Linked DNA regions of Mus musculus: region 1 is linked to region 2. A link is a loop called in an ENCODE intact Hi-C map of the cell type or tissue named here. Cell type or tissue: heart. All regions are shown on one strand. Links, peaks and the distances in the headings refer to the core of each region. The heading gives the core; the rest is flanking DNA.

What was found. A loop is a pair of places that touch in the nucleus more often than their neighbours do. Peaks named below come from ENCODE experiments on the same cell type or tissue, not always from the same donor. Only the 100,000 strongest peaks of a DNase experiment are listed, where the experiment ranks them.
Region 1: a loop joins it to region 2, with 2.3 times the contacts of the local background. A loop is called at or near these places in 8 of 42 quality-filtered maps.

What each region holds. Positions count from the first base shown.
Region 1 is chr11:100,686,728-100,695,046 of GRCm38, reverse strand. Zfp385c (zinc finger protein 385C) reads left to right here and starts at 2,581. Exons shown (of 9, transcript NM_001373887.1): 1 at 2,581-2,646. It overlaps Gm38483 (a long non-coding RNA gene), which reads right to left. Exons shown (of 5, transcript XR_880214.3): 2 at 4,890-7,223; 3 at 4,237-4,795; 4 at 3,986-4,108. Dhx58 (DEXH (Asp-Glu-X-His) box polypeptide 58) reads left to right here. Exons shown (of 13, transcript NM_030150.2): 13 at 1-163. In heart, for the core only: a CTCF peak has its summit at 4,480 (motif pointing left); no DNase peak of the experiment used is centred there; H3K4me3 peaks cover 902 bases; H3K27me3 peaks cover 4,047 bases.
Region 2 is chr11:100,349,192-100,357,510 of GRCm38, reverse strand. Hap1 (huntingtin-associated protein 1) reads left to right here and starts at 1,370. Exons shown (of 13, transcript NM_177981.2): 1 at 1,370-1,821; 2 at 2,763-2,839; 3 at 3,149-3,265; 4 at 3,376-3,554; 5 at 3,724-3,823; 6 at 3,901-3,967; 7 at 5,196-5,326; 8 at 5,606-5,668; 9 at 5,959-6,093; 10 at 6,210-6,301; 11 at 7,892-8,274. The coding sequence starts at 1,434. In heart, for the core only: CTCF peaks have their summits at 1,908 (motif pointing left) and 5,205 (motif pointing right); DNase peaks (open chromatin) are centred at 1,110, 1,450, 2,060 and 2,250; H3K4me3 peaks cover 2,648 bases; H3K27ac peaks cover 1,843 bases; H3K27me3 peaks cover 3,583 bases.

The DNA.
Region 1 (8,319 bases), core at 239-8,238, 340 kb before region 2:
GCAGAGATCTTAAACACATTGGATGGAGTTGGAAGATGAACGCAGGAGAATTATTATGCCATGATGTTCTAAGAACTACAACATCCCTCCCTTGCCCAAGCACCTTGTAGGTTTTGTTTTTGTTTTTGAGGCTCTTCATAAATTAAAGGTGTAGTAGAGAATATGTAACGGTTTTTATTTTGAAGTGTAATTGATGGAAAATAAGCTTCATTAGTGTGCCATGCCTCCTCCTAGTCAAGAGATGAACGCACCCTCGCAGATGTCTTTGTTTCCACTGTAAGGCCTATCTTCTACCCCTCTTTGCACACTTACCTGCTTGAGTAAATTTTAATGTTAAAATATTACCCTTTGGACTAGCTGAGTTGTCAGAGCTCAGCCTACAGTGTACAAAGCCCAGGGTTTGATGTCCAGAACTGCATAAAGCCAGCATGGCGAGTGCCTACCTGGATTCTAAACACTGGAGGGGTAGAGACAGGAGGATGCTCTGATGAGATCGTTCACTGGGTAAAGTATTGCCTACAGGCCTGACTGACTGAGTTCAATCCCCCAGGACCAACTTGGGGGAAGGTGAGGGCCACCAACTTGTTTCTCTGACCTCCTCCCATGCATCCTAGTGCAGTCATAAATACTCCAGCACACACACACACACACACACACACACACACAAACACACACACACACTCCGGCACACACATGCACACACAATGAATAATAACTGTAGCTAAGATAAGTTTAAAGCCATCCTTGGCTACATTGTATGTTTGAGGTCCGCCTGGGGTTGTCTCAAAAAAAAAAAAAAAAAAAAGAAAGAAAGAAAAAAGAAAAGAAAGGAAGGAAGGAAGAAAAAAGAAAGAAAAAAGAAATGAAAGGAAAAATGTCTTCTGTGTCTGCCAAGTTCTCATGTAGATCACCAGCAGGATAAATCTGAGGTGCCCAAGACAGGGTTCACAGGCCGAGAACACACCCATCACAGAAGCGGCTCTGGGTTTCATTCCTAGATCTAAAAAGCTTCAATTTGAGGCTCTTTAAGAATGTAAAGTCCTTGTCTCCTTGCCACCCTGTGACAGGTTCTAACTCTTCAACCCCCCCCCTTGTCCCCCCTTCTCACTTGAGAAAAAGCATCCGAGAGCCAGTATTGGAGGGCTGGAGTCAGGTAGGCATGGAGCAGGGAGAATCAGAGAGGCCTAATTTTTTTTTGTTCTGATTTTAATAGAGGCAAGATCTAGGTTGATTCTTCAGGGAAAGGGCTATTTCTGTAGTAAGAGGCCCAGCAGGCACAAGCCACCTTTGGGGGGGGGGAGGGATGGAAGGGTTAGGGCAGATTCCACAGAAGGATGACAGTTCTTCCTGTTATCCAACCTGTATCTCTTCTGCTTCATTCTTGCCCTGCCTCAAAGTGCATAGAAAAGAATTGATTCTCTCTTCTCCCAGTCTTTTCTGGCTAAAGCTAAAAATTCACAGCCACTCTTTTGGGCAGCCATCTTAACTAGGGTAACTCTTTCTCAGAGTGTCCTTGGTCCCTTCAGGAGTCATCCCCCCCCAACCACCAGCCAGGAACGTGCCTTTTACAGGTCAATAAAATTAGCGACTGATGGAGGAGGGGGCGGGGGCAGAGTGCTAAGCTCAGTGGCCTTGAATGTGGCTGGACTCACGGAGTCTGGACGCCTGTCATTCCAGTGCTAAACAGTGACAGCTGAGGGACCTGCCAGGGGGGTTTGGGGTTTGGAGGAGGGCCCTGTGTTGCCAGGAGAGAGGAAAAAGATGGATGCCTAATGTCTCTCTAATCACTGGGTCTTTATATTGCTGACCTTTAGGCAGGAGTTAGGGAGGGGGTGGGGTAAGGGTGTCTCCACCCATCTTCAATTTTGTGAGACCCTCAGACTGAGGGGAGGGAGACTCAGGCAAATCTGTTCTTGTTGCTGCTTTGGGCTGGGGGGTGGGGGGTCTTCTGGCGGAGCCAGGCTTGTGAACATCTGGACCAGGCTGTCAGATAGAATTGTATAAGGTCAGGAGGACTCAGGTTTTCTAACCCTCCGAGAGTCAAGTGTAGGTTCGTTGCCAGTGCTCCTGGCACTTAGGAAGCTGAAGAAAAACTGGTGCTAGTTGAATTCAAATGTGGCCTGAGTGCAGCCTTCCTAGCCTTGGGAAAAACAAATGAGGAGGAAGAGGCAGTGGGGGAGGAGAAACATGACAATGATGATGACAAAAGGAAGGAAGGAAGGGAGAAAGAAAGAAAAAGAAGGGAGGAAAGAGAGAGCCCACACATACGTGAGCAAGCATGATTGGTGGTACATGCATGTATGTAATCCTAGCATTTAGAGGGTGGAGGCTAGAGGACCAAGAGCTCAAGGTAGTCCTGGGCTACATAAGACCCTATTTCAAATGAGACGGGGAGAGAAGGGAAAGGAAGAGATAAAAGAAAAGAAACCGGAACTCCCAGTGGCCCTGTTTCTCTGCTCTATACTCAACAACCTCAAAATGCTTACCGACTCCTCACCTTCAGGACTGGGGTGGGACTGGAGACCCCGCCCCTCCCAGCTCGTCCCCGCCCCCAGCCCGCCAGCCCCGGCCCGCGAGCCCAGAGCTTTTGCGCTGCAAACCAGGCGAGAGCAGGTGGCCACCGCCGGCTGCATCTCTTTCCTGCAGGTAAGACACTCTGAGGATCTCGAGGTCAGCTCGGAAAGACAAGGCAGAGCCTTCTGTCTCCTGCCCGTCTCAAACCTAGGGGACACCCAGAGACAACTAGGCTCGGTAGGCGGGTGCGATAAAACTCTAAGGAAGTTGGAGGGAGCCGCTGGCTCTACGGGATAATGCCAGAGTCCAAGGGCTGCGGAAAGCAGCAACGGGCAGCAGACACTACAATGTTCCGAAGGGCAGCAGGTGAACTTCGTCACCCCAAGTACCCTTTGTGTGTCCCAGGGCAATATATTCGCAGTTCGGAGTAATGGAGTGAACCGAAGGGTTTCTGTTCTGGGAGCAAGTGAGTGACAGCTGTTGCCTATCAGCGTGGGACTTGGGTTTTCTGGTGTCCCTGGGTCATCTGCATCATTTGCACTTGGCTATAGATGGCGAGAGGAGGTGGGGAATGAGGAAATGCCAGAATCCAGAGGGCCCAGGATCAGCAGGTCCATCCTGCCTAGTGTCTTAGAGTCAGACCCTGAGAATGAAGGCAGGCCTGGGATGACTGTGCCCTCTTATGTGGGATTTGGGCTTTAGGATGAGACTCTGCCTCCCAGAACTCCAGGGAGGGTTTTCTGGGAGACCTGATCTGAGATAACTCAGCTGTGATGCCAAGATTCCTGAGTCAGAAAAGAGAGGCAATTTGGGACCTTGTGAGCCACTTAAGTAAAGACCCCCGGGGTGTGGAACAGAGGGAGGGAGGGTGCTACCTAGTCCCAGTCAAGACTCCAGGAACCTTCCAGAGATCATCCCCAACCTTTGGACAGACTGAAGAGACGATTAGGGCAGGGGATTTTTTTCATGTTTTTCATGACTGTCTAGATCCAGCATTCCACGATCTCCTCCCACACACACCATCATTGTCAGGAAATTCTTCCTCGTGTATTATGTTCAAGTGTGTGTGTGTGTGTGTGTGTGTGTGTGTGTGTGTGTGTTATGTTCAAGTGTGTGTGTGTGTGTGTGTGTGAGAGAGAGAGAGAGAGAGAGAGAGAGAGAGAGAGATCTACATGCCATGGCATGTGGGTGGAGGTTGGAGGACAACTTGCTAGAGACAACTCTCGAGGTCCACCATGTATATGGATACTGGGGAATTGAACTCAGATCCTCAGGCCTGGCAGCAAGCGTCTTTATCGAAGCCATCTCATTGGCCCTTGCTCATTTCCTACCATCCTTTCTGCTTCTGGGATAGCTTCTTGCTGGGAGGCAGTGAGCTGTAGGGCAAGAGACCTTGGGGTGGGTTAGCACTGAGTCCTCGACCTCTGTCCTTGCTTCCTTACTTGAAAATGGGGTTAAGGTTAGGACCCACCTCATAGGGTAGCTGCAGGGATTTAATGAGAATTCGCAGAAGAGCATCTAGCCCGGTCTCTGGCGCCTGGTGATGGCTCAACAGGTCTAAGTGTCCCCTCCTGGGTAGGACAGCAAAGCCGATCTGCAGGGGGTGGAGGTGGGGTGGAAAATTTTTAAAGCTTGTCCAGAAAGGGAAATGCCCTTCACTCCTCCCCTGCCAGCCCCGGTCCCCTGCTGGTTCCCATCTCTGTGCTGTCCAGAACCCCTCACCTTCTCCTGGCTGTGTCGGACTTACATCTGCTGGGCGAGGCAGGATCCGGGGAGCGGCAGGGGCCCACTTGGGGCTGTGCCTAGATGGAACAAGCTCTGGCTTGGATACCCAACTCGACAAAAAATTCCCTGTGGGCGTTACCTCCCTGCCTTCCCCGCCTCCAGAAATCCACAAATTGGGATCAAACTAGGCTGGATTTTTCCAGGATGACAAATAATCCTGCCTGAAGATTGTGGGAGCTGCCCTCCAGTGGAGGGAGGGAAAGCTTCAAGCCCTGGCTCTAGTTCTGGTGGCCACCAAAGCCTGCCAATCCATGAGTACCCTTAAAATCTAGGCAAGGGAAGCAGGGCACAGGCCCTAGGCTGGGTACTTTCAAGCGTTCTGCTCTGGCTGCTTTCCATCAAGTGTAGAGTCAACCAGGCTAAGCATCAGGTCCACTCTCTCATGGCTGGAGATACAGTTCAGTCGCTAGAATGCTTGCTTAGTGTGCTGTTTTACAGGCTGGAAGCAGGCCGAGGTCCGGTGTCCAGTGGTCGGTCCTTGCAGTGCAGACATGACCTGGCCATAGGAATGTAGCAAGGGCAGGGGTGGCTGAACCCGGAGAATGGAGCCATCTCTCTACACTGTTATTCTGCTGTGAAACTCACCTCACCGGAAGCAGAGAAATCTGATTGTCAGCCTGCTCTCCCAGGTTGTCACGAAGGCATAATTGTCAAGGCAGGAGGCTAGAAAATGATTTATTGAACATGGGACTGGGGTTGTAGCTCAGTTGGTAGAGTGCTTACCAAGCATGCCCAAGGCCGCCAGCACCGCACACAACCAAGTGTGGTATATGGCAGACCGTGCCTATAATCCCAGAGCTTGGGAGGTGGAGTCAGGGGCATCGTAAGTTCTTCCTGTGTTATATAAAGTTTGAGGCTAGCCTGGGATACATGCGACCTTATTGGACATTTCATTAACCAGATCTTATAAAATATATATTATTGTTATTTTTTCATTACTGGGGGTTTAACCCAGGATTTTGTCTGTGCTAGGCCAGTGGTCTGTAGCTGAGTCATATCCCAGAGGGTTTTGTTTTGTTTGTTTTGGGGAGCCAAAGTTTGACAAAGTTACTCAGGCTGGCCTTAAACGTGAGGCAATCCTCCTGCCTCAGTTTCTCATGCAACTGGGATCAGAGGCCCATGCCACCATACCATTAAAACTTTAAGATATTGAGACTTATTTCTGTGGCCTCCTAGTGGTTCTTTTGTTTTGTACCCCACTTGGGTGACAGGGGACCTGGCTAGACAAGTCTGTGACCATAAGTGCCATTTGGTGAACTCCCTCCCTATACATCTCTCCCCTGTTAGAGTGCTCATAAACCTGGGCTTGGGCCACATATGTCTAGACAAGGAAGGAGTTTCAAGGTGAAATGAAAATTGTCAGTTGTCACCAATAAGCAGTCCCGTCCCCCACCCACCCCCCACCCCCGGGCCTCCTGACCTCATTCTCTAACTCAAAATTAGGACATTTTTTTTAATGTCCTGTGATACTTGAGTGGGAGGGAAAGTCGAGGGGAGCTTGTTTTTCTTCCCAGCATGGCAAGGATGTAGGACTTTCTGTTCCCAAGGAGCAAGAACGAAATCGGCTTGCGTGCAGCAGCAAGAGGGATGAAAGCTAGACCAGAGGAAGAGAAGGCTGAATATCCAGCATGCTTCCTAGCCCCCTCACCCCATTCCCACCATGCTTTCTCACATCTACAGCCAGGGTGGGGGGTGGGGGGTGGGGAGTGGGGAGTGGGGGGCTGGTTCTTCGTGAGGTTGGGGGTCAGCTTGCTGATGTCTAGGATCATTCCTGATGAGAATGAATGGCGCGTGTTGTTCTAGGCTGCTGTGGAGTGCCCCGTGGCACCTAGACATCCTGTCTGCCCAGAAAACAAAGGTTTGTCACCTCTTTTTGTTGTGACCAGCTCTGTTCAATCAGGATTCTTACCGAGCTGTTTGGGGACCAACCTACCTGTCACTTTGGTCTCCTTAACACTGCAAGTTTTTTTTTTTTTTTGTTTCTTTTTGTTTGTTTGTTTTTGTTCTGTTTTTGTAAATGGACACACCCATCCACACTTGAGTACTTATACCCGGCATGCCACCTGGCTCACAAGCCATCCCTGGGCACCAAGTCTCACGTGCCTACCCTTGCACACCTAACCCGATGCCCTACAGTGTGCATCCTAGGCCCCTCCCTCTCTCACAGCCCCCCTGCCCTCTTCAGTGCCCTTCACTCACCTTGGGGGACCAACCAGTTCCAGTGGCCAGTGGCTGACTTACTTGACAGTGGTGCCTGAGGACCAGGCACCTGCAGTGCCTTAGTATTGGGGACAGAAGGCAGTATTACCACCTTCCTGGGACTCCCTCAAACCCTGAGGGACTTGACAATTAGCACCTAGCACCTCATCTCTAGGGTTTCTTTCGGGATCCTGAATCTCTAGGTTGCCTGTCTGTGTGGTTCTTGGGGCCTCCTTCTGCCTTGAATGTGTTTGTCTTCTTTCTGCTGTGTGCTCCATCTCTGCCTCTCCCTCCCCTCTATCTTTTCTGTCCCTACCCACACGCACACACACACACACACACACACACACACACACACACACACGCTTCTTTTTCTCTGGCTCCATGGCTCTGCAGTTCTGTCTCTCTGTGTCTGTTCTCTTTTATTTTGAAGTCAGGCTCTCACTCTGTAGCCTAGACTGGAACTCACTGTATATATAGCCCAAGCTGGCCTCGAACTCACAGCAGTCCTAAGCCCTGGGATGACAGGTGTGAGCCAACGCCCCCCAGGTTCACCACGTCTCTAACGTTCCGCTGAGGCGTGTTGATCTGTGTCTCTGGCTCGCACTTTCTTGAGGAAGCTGAGGAACAGCATGGATGAGTGTCTCGGGATCATAGATCAGGGTGGCAAAGCATCCTGTCACTTCTGGGCTCTTCTCCTCCAAGCAAATCAGGGGTATCGGGACCTGCAGACAACAGGTCAGGGTTGGTGCCTCTGTTCCCCTCTACTGAGAATCTGGAGGTAGAATATTCTCCAATGACAAAGCCCAGTCATAGGCCTGGAAGCAGAACTGGGGTTCAGAATAATGGAGAGGTAGGCCGTTGTCTGTCTTGTTGACCAGTTTGACCTTAAATGGAAGGCAAACAACGTATGCCCTCACTCAGAAGCGTGAACGAGGACAGAGCTGAATCAACACCTTTCTTTCTACTTCGAAGCAGCCAAGTTCCACCTAACCATCCCAAGTCCAGCTTCCTGCTCCAAACCACTACAGTGCCCCCACCCTGCTCCAGTCTTTCCGCCACTGTGGCCACGGGGCCTCTTTAAACAGTTCCCTGGCCTGGCCTCTCTGCTCCCTGCTGCTGGCCACACCATGCCCACGGCCCCTGCACAGGACTTGCTGTGTTGGCTGCTTGTTTATTTGCCTAAGGTTTCCTTGGGTGTGGTGAGATCCATAGCCACAGACCCTCCTGAACTCCAGATGCCCATGGAGAGGCCTGGCCAAATCCCAGCTGCCCTACTTCCTGCATGGCCCTCTAGAGCCTAGCATCTCTCCTCCTCCCCACCCTCCTGGCCTCGACTTGCTGATTCCTACGTGACAACAGTTCTGGCCTGTTTTGAGAGTCTGGGGTGGGGGTCGGGGGGGTGGAGGAGCAGGAGAAGATGTGGAAAGCCAGAACCTTTGTGTTTTCTATGGATCCCCAAAGAGGAAAGCATCTTCCAGCTTGTTCTCCTTAGCTGAGCTTGAGCTGGCCATTTAGGGCCACTTGAGAAAAGGACTCTTCCCTGGCCTTGGGACAGCTACTTGTTTCAGAGTGCCTGACAGAGGCAACTTTAGGAAGGAAAGGTTTGTTCAACAGGCCTACAGTCAGAAGGTACAACAGGCCTACAGTCAGAAGGTACAATGAGAGGCCTGGCCAAATGCCAGCTCAGGCCAAATGAGACAGAAACCAGAGGCAGGTAGACACATTGTGTTTGACAGTTGGACACATTGTCTCAGAAGTCAGGAAGCAAAGAGATGAATTCCGGTGTTGGCTTACCTTTTTTCTTTTCTTTCTTCCTCC
Region 2 (8,319 bases), core at 285-8,284:
ACTGTATGTCTGTGTGTGTGTATACATACATACATACATACATACATGTGTGTGCGCATGTGTAAACTGTCTCGGTCTGCGTGTAAACATAAAGGCTTGTGTTTGGATCCCTAGCATCCACATGAAGGTCTGGTATGGTGGCACCTGTCTGTAAACCCCGGGGCTGAGGGGTAGGGTGGAGTTAAGTGGATGTCTTGGGGAATCGCTGGCCAGACAGTCTAGTCAAAGTGCTGAACTCCAGATTCAGTGAGGAACCTTGTCTCAAAAAATAAGGTGGCAAGGGACGGACAACAACTGATGTTGACATGGACACCTTCATACACCAGATATAAAAAATAAATAAATAAATATTTTAAAAAACGTAAAGTCAATAGCCTTGTCCACTGGAGGATGGTGGAGAATGGAGAACATCAAGAACGATTTTGAGACTTGAGTCCATGAGTCATCCATCTCCCTTTAGCCTGTCTCCCAGTCTAAAAGCACAGAAATGGCTACTGCCCTCCCTAGCTCCCACCCCTTAAACCAGTTCATTCAGGACTGAGAGCCAGCTTCCAAAGTAGCCATTTTTCTGGGGAGCATACGTCCGTCCATGAGCTGAAGAGCACGGGTAAAGTCGTGGAGACCGACATCGATCAGTTCAGACCCTGGGATAACGGATGTTTTGGTGTGTGTGTGTGTGTGTGTGTGTGTGTGTGTGTGTGTGTGTACACGGGGATCTTGAAGAGTCGTCACAGCGAAACATTTAAGCAGGATCCCCTCCGAAGATGTTCTTTTTGGAATGTTTGAAGAACAGAACAGGTGCTTGCTTGGACTGTAGGGCTTGAGAATTAGGGTTGGAAATAAAGAACGAGTGAACGCACTAAGATGGAAGACGTCCAGGGGCGAGCGCGAGAGTGAGAGGGACCTGTGGATGACACGCAACACGTTGAAAGCCATACCGGAGTTTGGATTTCTCGCTTAGTCTACCTGGGAAGGCACAGGCGTACTGCCTCGATTCTCAGGTCACCTCGGTCTGTACACAATGTTGGGTAGGGCAACACAGAAAGCCCCTGGAAGCTGGGGTGGCGGGAGCGCGCGCGGGGGGCTGAAGGGGGGGTTGTTTCTAGGCAGAAGCTACGGGTCCCTCTACTCAAGTCCAGGGAAGCGGCGGCTTTGGACAGAACCATTCTCAGAAGATGGAAGGGAAGAGAAATCCATCACCGTGGACTCGACCCCACGGAATAAGCTAGGCACTAGTTCATCTCTTTCTTTCTTCTTCTTTTATTTACTTCCTATCTCGTCACCACTGGCTGCTTTCTTGCAGGATCCTGAGTCCTCGGCACCACTAACTGATCAACGGTCACCCCTAGCGCCACGCGTGGTACAGCCCAGTGGAGCCCGCTCCGAGCACAGGTTATAAAGCCCCGGCTGCGGCAGCGGACTGCGGAGTCAAGATGCGCCCGAAAGAGCAGGTGCAGAGCGGTGCGGGAGACGGGACAGGGTCGGGGGACCCAGCAGCAGGCACCCCCACGACCCAGCCTGCAGTTGGTCCCGCTCCGGAGCCCTCGGCGGAGCCCAAACCTGCTCCAGCGCAGGGAACCGGGTCCGGACAAAAATCAGGATCCCGAACCAAGACAGGAAGCTTTTGTCGGTCCATGATCATTGGTGATTCGGACGCACCATGGACCCGCTACGTATTCCAGGGGCCTTACGGTCCCCGGGCCACTGGCCTGGGCACTGGAAAGGCCGAGGGAATCTGGAAGACACCAGCCGCGTACATCGGCCGGAGGCCCGGCGTGTCCGGCCCTGAGCGTGCGGCGTTTATTCGAGAGCTGCAGGAAGGTAAACTGAGTCTCGGGGATCCCGCATTGGGCACTATTTGGGCATCTCCAGGTAGGAGGGGGTGCACCGACTCAGGCGCCCCGCCCCCTTGTGGCTCTTAGTTCCACCTTTCCACCACCCCCGCGAGACCACAGTCTGCGGTGCCGGTTTGGTTTCTCTTTCCCCATCTCCCCCCCCCCCTTTTCCGGTTTCCCGATTATTGTGGGTGCGTCAGGTCCAGAGCTCTCTCGCGCTCTCCGCCCGCCTCTTCGCGCCTGTTGCTGTGGCAGATCTGCGCACTCTCAGTGCCCCCTCCCCGTCTACCGCAGTGCCAGCAGAGGGGCGGGGGCTGCGGGTGCGCTTTGAGCCTGCGCTAGCCCGCAGGAACCAGCCTGCGTGGGTGGGTAGAGGTGTGTGTGTAGGGGAGCCTTTGACCACTACTTGTCCTCAGGGGGTCTGGGTCGTACTTTTCCGAAGCTGGAATGAAGAGGGAGGAGTGGGCGGGGCACTGGGCTTCTGTCCCTCCTCTTCTGGGCGGGGGCAATTTTAGGCTCAGGTGCCCGCTTCTGGGTGCTGAAGAAGTCTACTTGGCCCTCCTGTGACAAGCAACAGGTTTAGGATGGGTGACTGCATTTGTTTTTATGATCGAGGAGACTCCAGTGATGGCTAAGATGCCGATTGGGGGTGGGCATGATGAGCCCAGTATTTTCCCTGACTTCTTATCTCGAGGGGCCCAGAGACCCAGGGGTCTTGAGAGTCCAGTTCCTGAGCCCAGAGGATGGTTTTGCCTTTACAGCATCCAGGCCCCTCCTGAGAAAGCAGGAGTGGGGAGATCCGGAGCTGTGGAGAGGGTGTTAGGGCCAGATGGAGTGCAGTCTCACAATCTTTGTTGTGAGGGGTGTAGTGGTCTATGGGCAGCCTCGGCTCCTTTCCCTGACCCACTTGGGCCTTTCCTCCTGCAGCGTTGTGTCCTAATCCACCACCCACGAAGAAGATCACCGAAGATGATGTCAAAGTGATGTTGTATTTGCTGGAAGAGGTGGGTACCGCCTTCCTCACTCAGGCCAGCCCTCATTTTAACTCTGCCCTACAGGACTTCGGGCTTTTGTCTGTTTTCTTCTTGCCTGGGAGCCAACTTGAAGGCCCCTTTCCTGGAAGGCAAGTAGATTACAGAGGACCAATCTGGACTGATCTTATCAGACCCAGGAGATGGTTAATAGTCTTTGGTACTTGGATGACTGGGTGCTGGAGAGATAGTCTTCTTGTGACCTAGCCCTGGTTTCTCCCTCCTGTTTGGGAGGTCCCGGAAACTTCGAAGGAATTGGAATGGTTGGCTCTTCTTTTGCAGAAAGAACGGGACCTGAACACAGCCGCCCGGATCGGCCAGTCCCTGGTGAAACAGAACAGTGTCTTGATGGAGGAGAATAATAAGCTGGAAACCATGCTGGGCTCAGCCAGGGAGGAGGTATCTGGGTTCCTAAGGACCAGGGAGAGTTCCGTGTGTCCCCTCCCCAGACTAGCACCCGTTCTGCCCCCTTGTGCTCATCTTTCCGTGGCTTCTCTCCCCTGCCCTAGATTTTACATCTCCGGAAGCAGGTGAACCTGCGAGATGACCTTCTTCAGCTCTACTCAGACTCTGATGACGATGATGATGAGGAAGACGAGGAAGACGAGGAAGAGGGCGAAGAGGAGGAACGAGAAGGACAGAGGGATCAAGACCAGCAGCACGACCACCCCTATGGTGCCCCCAAGCCGTACGTGTTCGGCCTTTGTGCCCGGGATCATCCGTTCTCTGAGCCTCAGTTGCTCGTTTATAAATGGGCATGGGCCTGCTGACACTGTCATTGCTGGGGAAGCCTTGGGGACTGGGATCCTCCAGCCCTTACAGTCTGACTCTCATCATCGCCCTCCCCCCCCTGCCAGACACCCTAAGGCTGAGACAGCGCACCGCTGCCCACAGCTGGAAACCCTGCAGCAGAAGCTCAGGCTTCTGGAGGAAGAGAACGACCACCTGCGAGAGGAGGTGAGGACAGTGAGGAGGGCGCGCCCTTGGGCAGGGGATGGTGACAGCCTCACCCCTTCCTTTTTCCCTTCCTCCAGGCCTCCCACCTTGACAACCTGGAGGACGAAGAGCAGATGCTCATTCTGGAATGTGTGGAGCAGTTCTGTACGTGTGACACCGTTAATTCAGAGGAGGGCACTGTCCCAAGAGATGAGAGGATGAGCTAAGGGTTTGGAGCCTGGAGAGCAGAGCTGAGGTCCTGGCTCTGGGACTTGGCCGCTGTGGTAGCCCAGACAGATTCCTTGGTTTCCCTGAACCTTCATCTTTAGAATGAGGACTGATAGCCACGGCCTGCTCCTCATCTTCTCAGGGTTTTGAGAACCATTGTTGAGCGTGGTGGAAGCTCACCTGGAACCTCAGCACTCAGGAGTCAGAGACAGGAGGGTCAGGTGTTGAAGACCACCTAATGTGGGACTCTGGAGAGAGGGGGGACAGGCGGGGAGAGCACGCGCCCAGGAAGGGTAGAGCACTGCAGAACACATAGAGGCCATTAGGGTCTGTCTATTATTTGGAACAGTCCAAGCTGGCAGGGTGGACAGGATGGCAGGGAGGAAGCCAGGAGCTGCCAGAGCCTGGGCACTTAGGGCTGAGACAGTTCACAGTCACACACTGATTCTAGGCTGTGCCTAGCACCAAGTTAGCCTTCGTCAGTCCCTGAGGACCTCAAGCCTACCCACTGAGATGCAGATTCAAAGGGATATATAGCATCTGGCTTATGCTCTTTCCAAATCTCATCTCTGTCCTTCTTTCCCCTGCAAGCCACAGCTGGCAAGTCTCAGTGTCTCTAGCCCAGGACACCTCATAATATATAATGGGGTCTCTCTACCCATCCAGGTCCCTTTTTACCCAGCCAGGATGAGTTTCTGTGACAAAAATTCCAAAATGGCTTCCCATTGGTCCAAGGATAACGGCAACCCCTTCCCCCATCTCTGCGATCTGGTCTCTGCTCACTGCCCTGCCCCTCCCCCTCCCCCCTGCCCATTCCCTGCATCTTCCTTCTCGGTGTGGTGGGGCTTCCATAGCCAGAGGCTCCTTCCAGAGCCCTTCCCAGATTCTGCAGCACTGAGTTGGTCACATGCTCCACCTCTGGGACCCTTTCCTCTTCTCTTCCCTTGACACTGGCTCCATTGTACCTCATTCTATTGGGGTTGAGAGTGCCTGGTGTGGACAAGGGATCAGGTCTTACCAAGACATTCTCCAGTCCCCTGCTCTGTGTCAATAAATGATTCTCCAAAAAGAAGACCTGGGGGAAGAATGCCAAAGTCCAGAGGGACCTCTGTGGGGGTGACGGGACCGAGACTCAGAGCCAGGCTGATCTGTGCTTGTCCTATAGCTGAAGCCAGCCAGCAGATGGCAGAGCTATCGGAAGTGCTGGTGTTGAGGCTGGAAGGCTATGAGAGGCAGCAGAAAGAGATCACTCAGCTGCAGGCCGAGATCACCAAGCTACAACAGCGTTGTCAGTCTGTAAGCTGCTCTGTCAGGCCCAAAGCCCTTCCCTGTGTAGGCATCAGAGTTGGCAGAGATGACGGGAGAGCTGTTCATCCTGCCCAGCCACGTCCCTAACCAAGTCCACCCAGAGAGAATCCTACACACTCCCAAAACCAGGCTGCATGACCCCCACTTTATGACTCCTGTTCCTTGTGACTGTCAGAGACTCTGATATGGGAAGACTGGTGGGGTAGGAGGTGCAGGAGTGGGAGGCCTTGGGGGGGTGTGTCTCACACCTCATGGTTTTTTTTACAGTATGGGGCCCAGACAGAGAAACTGCAGCAGATGCTGGCCTCAGAGAAGGGGATCCACTCGGAGGTGAGGTTCTATGATTCCTAGGCAAAGATCTGGAATGCAGGCCCCCCGGAGGGACAACTTGGCTCTCCAAAGAAGACAAGCAAGTTGCAGGCAGAGCCTTACTGCCCTCCACCCTGACTGGCCCACGGTCCAGCAGATATCAGCTCGTTTGAGGTCTGGAGAGGGTAGAGATCAGGATCTTGGCCAGGGTCACCCAGAATCGCACTGTTTGGGTCTGGAGCTGGGGTCGTTGCTTGTGCCTAAAGCAAGAGCAGGCAGAGTGCCTGACTGGAAACCCCTGGTCCTAGCAGAGCCTGCGAGCTGGCTCCTACATGCAGGATTATGGGAGCAGGCCTCGTGACCGCCAGGAGGATGGGAAGAGTCATCGCCAGCGCTCCTCCATGCCCGCAGGCTCTGTCACCCACTATGGATACAGTGTGCCTCTGGTGAGGGTGCTCTTTTTACCTCGGTGTGCCCTGGGTTTCAGCCCTGCTGGCTGATTTCTGCCTTCAGATTATTTCTTCTGAGTGTTGGGGTGGAATGTCTCCCCTCTTTGCTGTAGGATGCACTTCCAAGTTTCCCAGAGACACTGGCTGAGGAGCTCCGAACATCTCTGAGGAAGTTCATCACTGACCCTGCGTATTTCATGGAGAGGTGTGTGTAGCTGGGATCCTCAGGCTTGCCTGGTTCAGCCATGCTCACTTTGGTCCACCCAGTGCCAACTACCTTTTCTGAGTGGAGAATGGTTGACACTAATGTTCTGACCTCCTAATGTTCAGGCATCCTTCCTGCCTCCTTATCCTGCCTCGCTCACACTGCCTAGCTCTGCGGACTCTGCATGGGGATCAGTCATTTCCACCTGAGACTTTTTTCTTTCTCTTCCTTCCTTTCTTTCTTCCTTCCTTCCTTCCTTCCTTCCTTCCTTCCTTCCTTCCTTCCTTCCTTCCTTCCTCCTCCTCCCCTCCCTCCTCCCCTCCTTTCCTCCTTCTCCTCTCCTCCCCATCCTCCTCCTCCCCTCCTCTTCCTCTTCCTCTTCCTCCCCCTCCCCATCTTCTTCTCTTCCTTCTTTTTTTTTTTAAAGATTTATTTCTTTATTTTACGTATATGAGTACACACTGCAGCTGTACAGATATTTGTGAGCCTTCATCTTGTTGTTGGGAATTGAATTTAGGACCTCTGCCCACTCTGGTCAACCCTGCTCGCTCTGGTAGACCCTGCTTGTTCTGGCCCAAAGATTTATTTATTATTATACATAAGTACACTGTAGCTGTCTTCAGACACACCAGAAGAGGGCGTCAGATCTCATTACGGGTGGTTGTGAGCCACCATGTGGTTGCTGGGATTTGAACTCAGGACCTCTGGAAGAGCAGTCAGTGCTCTTACCTGCTGAGCCATCTCACCAGCCTTCTCCTTTTTGAGGCTGGATTTCTCTGTGTAGCCCTGGCTGTCCTGGAACTCACTCTGTAGACCAGGCTGGCCCCGAACTTAGAGATCTGCCTGCCTCTGCCTTCCCAGGACAGGTGCCACCATGCCTGTGCTCCCTGTGAGTTTTCAATGTTTATGGCCCAAGGAATTTGCAGTTTGAGTTTCCTCAGTGTTCCGAAGGTCCTGATCTCTGTTAAGGATTTAATGAGATGGTTGGTGGGGGGGAGACATCAAACGTGGGGTGACCTGGCTAAGGTCCCCACCCCCCATCATCTGTCTTCACATTTCAGCCGCCAGACAACCCCTTGTTGCTGGTTCTGTAAGCGGAAAAACGCTGAGAAATCTGTGTTTTTTGGGGGGGGCGGCTGCTCATCTGCTGGTTGTTTTGGGAATGGCTGTGCCCTCTCCATTCAGATCTCACCTTCTAGGTGGCTTTTTACTCAATGTGGCTGGAGATGAAGGTGAATAGCCCTGGGACCCAGTCCCAGTTTGGCTGCTTTGGGTTCTTTGGGCAAGCCATCTGACCCATCTGAGCCTTACTATAATGGATTTATTTCTATGACAACTGGCTCTGGGATGAGATATCCCAGTTGCTCTGCTCTAGGCTGAAGGGTGGGAGTGAAGAGGAAGGAACCTCCTTGGTATTGATAACCCTCATTCCTCCTGCTGGGGGCGTGGGCTGGCATTTTGGAAGCCTCCACAATGATGCCCTCTTCCCTCACTCCTAGCTGGGACAGCTGAGGTGGGGGACTATCAGGGTGTGTGGAGTGAAGTGTTGGGGTGGCCCGTGTGGAAAGACGTCACTGTCTCCTTGCCTAGACGTGACACTCACTGCAGGGAGGGGCGGAAGAAGGAGCAGAGGGCGATGCCACCCCCACCGGCTCAAGATCTCAAGCCACCTGAAGATTTTGAGGCTCCAGAGGAGTTGGTTCCTGAGGAGGAGCTGGGGGCCATCGAAGAGGTGGGGACAGCTGAGGATGGGCAGGCAGAAGAGAACGAGCAGGCGTCTGAGGAGACCGAGGCCTGGGAGGAGGTGGAACCGGAGGTGGACGAGACCACAAGGATGAATGTGGTGGTCTCCGCCCTGGAGGCCAGTGGCCTGGGCCCTTCCCACCTGGACATGAAGTATGTCCTCCAGCAACTGTCCAACTGGCAGGACGCCCACTCTAAGCGGCAGCAGAAGCAGAAGGTGGTCCCAAAAGGTGAGTGTTCCCGCAGAGGACACCCTCCTGCCAGTGGGACAAGCT